Linked DNA regions of Homo sapiens: region 1 is linked to region 2. A link is a contact called in ENCODE Hi-C or POLR2A ChIA-PET data. All regions are on one chromosome and are shown on one strand. Each heading gives the region's core, a stretch centred on a gene start or an enhancer-like site at or near the end of the contact. The rest is flanking DNA. Distances are from core to core; before and after follow the strand shown. Region 1 overlaps TNC (tenascin C). Region 2 has its middle 36 kb from the start of TNFSF8.

Region 1 (4,551 bases), core at 2,006-4,505, 140 kb before region 2:
GGCGAGAAAGGTAAGGTTTTGTCCAAGTCTCTCCTCACTCTAAGGAGTGTCTTTCCTGCTGTAAACTCTTCCCATTCGCTCTTCTCCCTGCCACATTTGGTACAGGATGATAAAAATGCATGGGTAGGTTGAAAAGGCCAGTAATGTTCATGTGGCTCCCAACTGAAACCTCAAGGGAGTCTGGTAGGTCATTTAAAATAAAAATAAAAATACATCTCCAGCCTCTACATGTTTTCCTGGCCCATTCCTCCTCTCCTGTTAGTATCTCTGCCTACCAGTGTGAGACACCCCGTTTAGGAAACAGTTGTCATCTTTTACAAAGAAGAAAACCAGAATCTAAAATCTTAACCAGACCGCTTCAGGCCATACTGAGCAGTCTCAACTTTTCAGAGACCACAAAAGAAGCTAGTTTTAGCAGATTTAATTAAAAAGTCTGAAATTTTAAGCCAGGTACAGTGGCTTACATCTGTAATCCAGCACTTTGGGAGGCCAGGGCAGGTGGATCACTTGAGACCAGGAGTTTGAGACCAGCCTGGCCAACATGGTGAAACCTCGTCTCTTCTAAAAATACAAAAATTAGCTGGGCATAGTGGTGCATGCCTGTAGTCCCAGCTACTCGGCAGGCTGAGGCAGGAGAGCTGCTTGAACCTGGGAGGCGGAGGCTGCAGTGAGCCGAGATCGCACCACTGCACTCCAGCCTGGGTGAGAGAGGGAGGCTCTGTCTCAAAAAAATAAAAATAAAAAATAAATAAATAAATAAAACAGAAATGTTTTCTTGTTTGGCAACCATCAGTGCTAATGTACCCAGTTGACAGATTAAACACTTGTTTAGAGCACCAGCAAACTACAGCTGCCAGAAAGTAAAATCAAATATAAGTAAGAGACTGGAGAAAGAGAGAGTGCTTTTCAATGAACCCCTCCATTTTGTAATGAGCTACTCTAGAAATAATTGTGTAATTTCAATTTCCAGGTATAGGTAAGTTTCATATTTTATGGTTTGGTATTGTTTTGCTCTCAGTGACAATATGAGCAGGCACCAGCGTCTGTGCCTGGAGCCTCTGAAAATTTTCATTCAGTTATGGTAACCAACTAAGAGAGGTCTTTTTGAGGACAGAGCACAGGTAGGGGTGGGGAACTGATGGGGAGGAGGGATGTTGGGTTTATTCTTTTTACTCTTTAATTCTTAAATAGTCCCTGTGAGCAAACTCTTCTGAGTCAGGAAAGATGGTGTTGCACCTAAAATGAATCAGGTATAGTTCATGGGAACCATGGAGATTGTAGATTCAGGGCAAACAAGGGGCTTGGTTCAGAAGAGGGGGTGGTGCTCACAAATGATGAGGTAAGTTGACCAACTTGTCCCCGCTTGCCTGGTACTGTCTCAGTTTTAGCACCAGAAGTTCCACACCTAGGAAATCCCGCAGTCCCTGGCAAACCAGGATGGTTGGTCACCTGTGAATAGGAAATAAACACATGCCCCCAAGCAATGTGATCAGTATTGCTTTCCACCACTGGACATGACCCAGCAGGCCTGAGAGATAGTGGCCAGGCTCTGGTGCAGCTACTGCTGTCCAGTTTTTGTGACCCCTCAGCCTAATGACTTGATGACACTTAGTAAATTATAAAAGGGCATGTGAAAAAGTGACAAAGAGAGGAGAGCATGCATCAGGACAAATTAAGCATGGGCAGCAGGCTTGGGGATGTCCCCTCCGACCGTCCTCTACCTCGGTCTCAGTGGCAAAGCGATTCCAGCCAGTACCATGTGGGAAAAAAATCTCCTGACCCCCAGTTCCCCTTCCTTCTGATTTGGGGCCTGGAAAAATTAAGTCTCCATATGAGAAATCCTTTACGTATGAGGTGAGTGCTCAAGAGAGAGAAAGAGAGCGTGAGTCATTTCAGAAATCAGACCTGCTTTTCCGCAGGGTCACTGAAAGTTTCGATGTTCGAAGGAGGTGTGTATGTGGTTTGCCAAGCCCACTCATGGCTCAGACAGTGAGAGGTGACTGCCTTGGTATGTGTATTTCATGTTTAGTGCCAGAAATTACACGCACGGTGTCCGGGAACACAGTGGAGTATGCTCTGACCGACCTCGAGCCTGCCACGGAATACACACTGAGAATCTTTGCAGAGAAAGGGCCCCAGAAGAGCTCAACCATCACTGCCAAGTTCACAACAGGTACAAAGACACTGAGAGCTGGAAGCTCTCCCTTCTGGGGTGCCCACCCACAGCCTGCATCTTAAACAGGAACCGCTAGCCAGTTCTTCTTTCTTAAGTCAGGGCCTTGCAATGTGATTACATCAGCATCACTTAAATTCACCAGTGCCCACTCAGTCAAGGCCTGAAGAAACACACTATTTCCTTTTGAACTGAAATGACCTTGGTCTCCCCACGGGGAAGGAAAAGATTTTAAGAGGAGGGCTTTGTAAGTGGAAAAACAGTTCCCACTGGCCCTAAACCTAGTATTTAATGATCCACGTTCCAGGCAGGAAAATATTTTTGAAGAGGCATATTTTTTAGGCAATTTTTCCTAGATGTTTGTTAGGTTTCTATACATTGAGAGCTTTTTACAAACTATAGCAAGCAGGGAAACAGAGGAACCATCCTCTCTGTCAGGGTGAGTATTGATATTAGCATTCATCCATCCTCTTACTTAGAAACAAGGGGCTTGATAATGATGTTCACAGCTGTATACTTCTCTCTAAATCCAACCAAGGCCAGTTAGAAACATCCAGCCCTTAGGATGAGATAAACCATAGAGAATTTGTCTTTGGAGATCATCTGGCTCAACCACCTTATTTATACAGAGGAAGTTCTTGCCAAAGGTCACGTAGTTCAGTGGTAGGGAAAGGACTTGAACCCAGTCTTCTTGATACCCAGCCCGAATTTCTGCCCTACATTTGCTGATCTTATCCGATATTAATCATCCTGTCTTCTCCAGACCTCGATTCTCCAAGAGACTTGACTGCTACTGAGGTTCAGTCGGAAACTGCCCTCCTTACCTGGCGACCCCCCCGGGCATCAGTCACCGGTTACCTGCTGGTCTATGAATCAGTGGATGGCACAGTCAAGGTATTTTAAGTATATAACAACTCCTCAATGCTAGTTGAAGCATTTGCATGATCTTCAAAGTATGGAAGAATTACCTGATGCTGTTTTTCTACCCCAGTGCATCTGGGGAGCTGAAAAAAAAAATTAGTAGAGACTGGATGGCATGCCAGACCTTCTGAATCATACTCTCCAGCCTCTTTCATTTTAACCAGACTCCAGTTCTGATAGGCAGCCAAGATCAAGAACCACTGCTTACAAGACTTGAGGACATTTTAGGAGCTGGAATCTTGATCCTTTAATATTTTGTTGAACAAAGGCCAAAAGGTTTCTCTGCATGTTTGCCATATGTATTATCTCACAGATGGTATCTTTATATTATATATTGTAATATGTTTCACCGTGTTCTTATGATATCAACTGTTAATACCATTTTTATCCAGTGTTTATATTATTTATATTCGCTACCCAAGAATTTTCTTTCTTTTACCTTTTAATTTGAAATAACTTTAGATCTTCAAACAAGCGAAGGAGATTTCCTAAACTTTACCTTCCAAACTTGTTATTGAATTTTTCATTTTGGTTATCTCACTTTATATTTCCAAGATCTTTTGCTTGTTCTCCACACATTGATCTTTTTCTGGCATTTTGTTTGTGCTTCCTATATCATCATCTCTTTATCTCTAAGAATATGTTGCTGGTATTTTATTCTATATCCTGCACAGTGTTTGTTACAAGTTTCTTTGTTTTGCTGCTGTTGTTGAGTTTGGTTTGGTTTGGGTTTCTGTCTTTCATGTTGGAGACATCCACCCAATGTCTGTTGATCATGGTCTGTCTTTTTGTATTTGAACTAGGAATGAAAGAGCTAATAGGGAGTTAGCTCAGGCAGGGCTTGTCAACTTTGTGGCTCCCTGCAGAATGATTGGGCAAGTACCCACAGTTTTCTTGGGGGACCCCCAAATAACAGTGCCATAAAACCTGGCCTCTCACTGTGTACAAACTTTCATCTTATTATGTTTCCAGTGTAGCACCTCGGCCTCCTTGAAGGCTGAGCCTGGTGGATTTGAATCCGGACTTCCTCTCTGGCTCAACCTTTCCAGAGAGTAAACCTCAGCCTACCATCTGAATGGGAAAGGGCAGTCATTTAGACTGTTGGAGGGAATGAGGAGATCTTAGAGTCTGTTTCTTACAAAAAAGCTTCTAAACAAACCAAACCTTTGTTCAACCACACTCCACATTGGCCTTTAAAGACATCTCTGCTTTTGTACACATTCCTTTACTGAACTTGCTGGACTCTGTGACTTGCACCAAGCAGCCTCTGACTAGCTCTGCCCATGCTCCTTAGTTAACCTCAGCCTTCTTCATTCATTCCCCTCCATGGTCTCTCTACCACTCACTTTCTATCTACCAAGTTTCTGGCACACCTGTTGCTGTCTCCTCTCCCATTCCCCTCATCTTCATGGATTTATACCTTACATTCTCTTGCTCTCTTTTTAGTGGGTTTTAGA
Region 2 (4,495 bases), core at 378-2,877:
ACATATTTAGGTAGCACAGTGTGATATTTCAATACATGTATACATTGTGCAATAGTGAACATATCCCTTACTTTAAACAGTTATTTCTTTGAGGTGAGAACATTCAAAATCCTCTCTTCTAGATATTTTGAAATACACTAGAAAGTTTAAATCAAACCTTGGTATACCTTAGAATCCTGAAATCCCAGGCCACTTCCTAGAGCAATTAAATTAGAATCTCTGGATTTAGAACCCAGGCATCAGGATTATTTTAAGCTCCCAAATTTAAGCCAAATATTAAGAGTCAGTGGTTTAAATCTTTGCTGTTATGTCCTGGTGCCTGGTATCACCAGAGAGCTTGTTAAAAATGCAGGCATCTCATACATACCTAAAAACTGGAACAGAATCTGCATTTTAATATGATCCAAGAGATTCAGGTGCACCTTACAATCTGAAGAACACTAGTTGGTTGACTTTTTCTGGTAAGTGGAGAAGATTGCTGGTAATCCGTTATGTTTCTCTGTTTCCCCCAAGTGGACTTTCATGAATTGGCTTGGTCTTCCTTGTCTGCTGCTTATGCAAATGTGAGGGTCTAAACACTACAAAACCATCAAGTCAACGTGATGGTATTCATTTGTAATGATCACCACTGAATTTTTAACAACTGCTTTTGATCCAACTGTCTCCCTTGGGAATATTGGGCAACACTAGGAATAATCTGGACAACATGTTGAAAGCTTTGGATGCAGTTTAGAAACTTCTATGGGGGCTGTACTTTCCCTATAGCCAAGGAAAGAGAAAAAAACAAGTCTGAGGGTGGCAGATGGGAAAGAATAGTGGCCTTGGCAACTGGAAGCCAGTTTCAATCTGAGCTGAAGCAATTACTAACTCTATGACCTTGGCAAGTCACATGGACTTTGTAAACTTAAATTTTCTCAGCTGTACAATGGGAAGCTGTTGGGAGAACAAACACATAGAATAAGCTTGGAAAGTGTACAACTCTTGGGGTATTTTATCATATTCAGTGTCTGTGAAGGAGTTAGACCTTGGGGAGAGGAGTAGGAAAAAATGAATCAATGCAAGTTTGAGAAAAGTGAAAGTTCCTCAAATCCACTGAAGCCTATTCCCATCTGCATTCAGAAAAGCCAGCCATTGGATCAACAAAGGTCTCTGTCAGGCCAACTCTCAAAGGATGGTTTCATCCTGCAGGGAAAACTGGACTAGATAACCAACTGACTGTTTGCGAGATGCAGTATCAAGGTCCTCTCCCTGTGCCTCTCTAGAAGCAGCACTGATTGCACTGCAAATGAACACTTTTCTCACTTAGAAATGAGCACTTAGAAGACAAGAAGAATCCATCTCCAAATCCCAGCACCCAAATCAGTGTCCTACACAAAGTCAGCACTCAGGAAATGTTTAGATTTCACTTGCAACAGGAAGAGGGAATTACCAGGCAGGGATATCAGCTAAACTAGTCAGGAACAAGCTGATTTGAAGGCTGATCCTCCTTCACAACCAGGAGGCTCCAAACAAAAACCAGCTGAAGTATTTCATCATTTCCTTTCCATTGCTAGGGACGCAGATGACCTAACCTCCTTGACATTCTGACTATGCCTTCCGTTCTCACAATGAGTCTCATTTTACCAGCTGGCCTGATGCAGTCAGCGCATGGCACAGTACTCAAGGGAAGAAAGGTCACAATCCATCACAGGATCAATACAATGGGATGAGTAAACAGCAAGAAAACACTGAAGGAGGCTTCATTTCTACCACCAACATTACATTCATACACTCACACAGTCCTCAATTGCATCTGGTCTTTTCATCCTCCTCATTCATTACTTTGATGTGTTTACTTAAACCGCTTTATGTTACGTAAATAGATATAATTACTATCACTTACTGAACGCTTGCTTGCCAGGTTTCAGGCACCACATGGAAGCCTTCAAATACTGTAGTCTACTGCATCTCACCCTTATGAGATAGAGATGACCATTCCCATGTTGCAGATGAGGAAACAGAGGCTCGAAGAAATGCTTAAGTATGTCTAAGTTTCAGCAGCTCATGAGCTGAAGAGCTAAGATGTAACCACTGCAGTTTGGCTCCAGAGCTATATTTCTAACCACACTACACTGCACTACCCTGAGGCTACTTGACCTGGTGCCTGCTGATTCCTTTGTCCACAAGGTCCTTGCCCTTCATTCACATCTTGTTAATTTGACCTCATTCATAAAATTTCAACTCAGACATTATTGCTCAAGAACCATTCCGCTAAATTAGACATGCAACCTGGACCTTGATATTCTCACTTCTGTCTAAAAATTTACTACACTCACTATGACAGCATGATTGTACATTTGCCTCCCTGCTAAACTGTGGGCTTCTGAGTAACAACAACGTCAAAATGTATCACATCTCTCCTGCCGATATCTACAAAGTAAAGTTATTCTTTCTTCCAGATTACTGTGGCATGATCCTCCACCATTCACACTCTACCCTGGACTCTGGGAAGGGACACTGCTGCCTTGAAACTCTACAACCCTGAACCTTGATGCTGGTTGCTGCAGACAAGAACTGCTTCTACCCTGGGTCACTGTCACTGCTAAGTGGAAAGTCATGAACTTGATGGTACCAGTCACTCTGGGCCTAAACCGACATAGCCAGGAAACGGTTCACCCCCCACAAACAGAATCATCTAGACCTGTCCATGATTTGGAATCGTGGCCCAATACTTCCTGGCCCCAGAGAGAGAAAAAAGTCTGACCACCCCCTACTCAAAGTGCCAACTCATTTCCTTCCCAGAATTAATCACTTCCCAAAATGTATGACTGTGTGAACATCAATTCCCTTCAGGGGAAAACCCCACTCCCACCTCTCAGGCTGTCATCTTACCCTATGACCCCAACCTGACAATCATGCAACAGCCCATTATTGGTACCTTTTCCAATGTTTAGGTGACTCATTCTTATCTACAATCACTTTGTTGTTCTAGGAAAGTTTTTGACACAGCAGGCATTTGATATATATTTCTTGATTAAATGAAAGATTAAATGAATACCATCTTAGATGTCTGCATAGTGCTTTAAAGTTTACACCACTATTCTTTCAAATAGTACAAGAGAGAACTAAGCTGTGTACTCAACTGGGAAGAAGCAGAACTGAGAGTGGGAGCACCTGGTATTCTGATTTCTTGTCTAGAACTATACTATATTCTGAGATCACTAAACTACAACCTCAGGCGACTCTGCCTACTTTTGTAAATAAAGTTTTATTGGAACACAGCCACATTCATTCATTTATGTACAGTCTATGGCTGGTTTTATGCTGTGATGGCAGAGTTGAGTAGCTGCCCCAGAGTCCAGGAGCTGTTTACAGAAAATGTCTGATGGACCTGCTATATATTGCTGGTGACTCCAGGTATGTTTAGATATACACACTTACAACACACACACACACATACATCATAAATTTTCCCACAAAGAGAACCATATGATCACTGTCTATCTGACCTTTTCAATATTGTCAGCTGTGAGAGGGGAGTACCAACTTTGTTGGAATCATGTATAGAACATGCCTCTGAGTGCTAAGGGATTCCATGGGCTAATGCATGATTTTTGACCATGGACTTGATAATATCTATCCAACAATATGAAGAAGTAGTAAACTTAAAAAAGAAAAGGCCTCAGAGGCAAATCCACCAAAAGCAGTGAGAAAGGAATAGCTTCCAAAAAGATCATGTTTTAAAATAAGGAGGTTAGAGATGTGAGGATTTTTTTCTTTACAACCAGTAAACCAGAGACATGTGAGGATTTGAATGTCTTCATAATAATGAAAATAATTTTAATCAAAATGTCTCTAAAATATAGACTTAGAATGTACTGTTCCAAGAAAATTATTTGTTCTTAGATGTTTTCCTTCAATCAACCACTCAAGGGAGTTTAGAAGAGACCAGATGGTGCCTTAAAAGGATATGAGGCCGGGCACAGTGGCTCACATCTGTAATCCCAGCACTTTAGGAGGCCGAGGCAGGTGGATCACTTGAGGTCAGGAGTTTGAGACTAGCCTGACCAACATGGTGAAACCTCATCTCTACTAAAAAAAAAAAAATACAAAATTAGCAAAGCATGGTGGCACACGCCTGTAATCCCAGCTACTTGGGAGGCTGAGGCAGGAGAATCACTTGAACCCAGGAGGCAGAGGATGCAGTGAAGTGAGGCGAGATTGCGCCATTGCACTCCAGCCCAGACAACAACAGCGAAACTCCATCTAAAATAAAAAATAAAAATAAAAAAAGAAGGATATGAAAAAAGGGAACTTAAGTGGATTCTAATAAATCACAAAACCTCATATATAGCTATTCTCTAGACTGAATTACCCAGACTTCTGAAAATATACTATCAGACATAATTTTAATATTCACAGGTATCCTATGAGTTTGCTCTCTGCTCAAACACAGGGCCAAACCACAACACTGTGGGTGGATAAGTATGGGATATGCCTGATAAAGGCAAGGTAT

What was found. Hi-C counts contacts between places; a loop is a spot of excess contacts on that map. ChIA-PET counts read pairs that join two places held with the same protein, here RNA polymerase II (POLR2A). Pooled maps may share reads with other maps.
Region 1: a loop to region 2 is called in a pooled map, with 4 times the contacts of the local background. The contact joins two enhancer-like sites. A Hi-C loop is called at or near these places in 1 of 168 maps with a recorded cell type or tissue (Caco-2), 1 of 37 single-sample maps with no recorded cell type and 7 of 50 pooled maps. POLR2A ChIA-PET finds 5 or more read pairs at or near these places in 1 of 52 experiments (OCI-LY7).

What each region holds. Positions count from the first base shown.
Region 1 is chr9:115,033,720-115,038,270 of GRCh38, reverse strand. TNC (tenascin C) reads left to right here. Exons shown (of 28, transcript NM_002160.4): 20 at 1-10; 21 at 2,030-2,173; 22 at 2,937-3,067. Among named protein-coding and RNA genes, the nearest start is that of TNC, 82 kb to the left of the region's middle. RefSeq lists an enhancer at 1,686-2,885. Within about 2 kb of position 3,255, at least 9 of the 41 ENCODE cell types and tissues checked have a DNase peak (open chromatin) inside an H3K27ac peak, as active enhancers do.
Region 2 is chr9:114,892,108-114,896,602 of GRCh38, reverse strand. It overlaps a transcript of TNFSF8 not described here. Among named protein-coding and RNA genes, the nearest start is that of TNFSF8, 36 kb to the left of the region's middle. RefSeq lists an enhancer at 1,566-2,765. Within about 2 kb of position 1,627, at least 11 of the 41 ENCODE cell types and tissues checked have a DNase peak (open chromatin) inside an H3K27ac peak, as active enhancers do.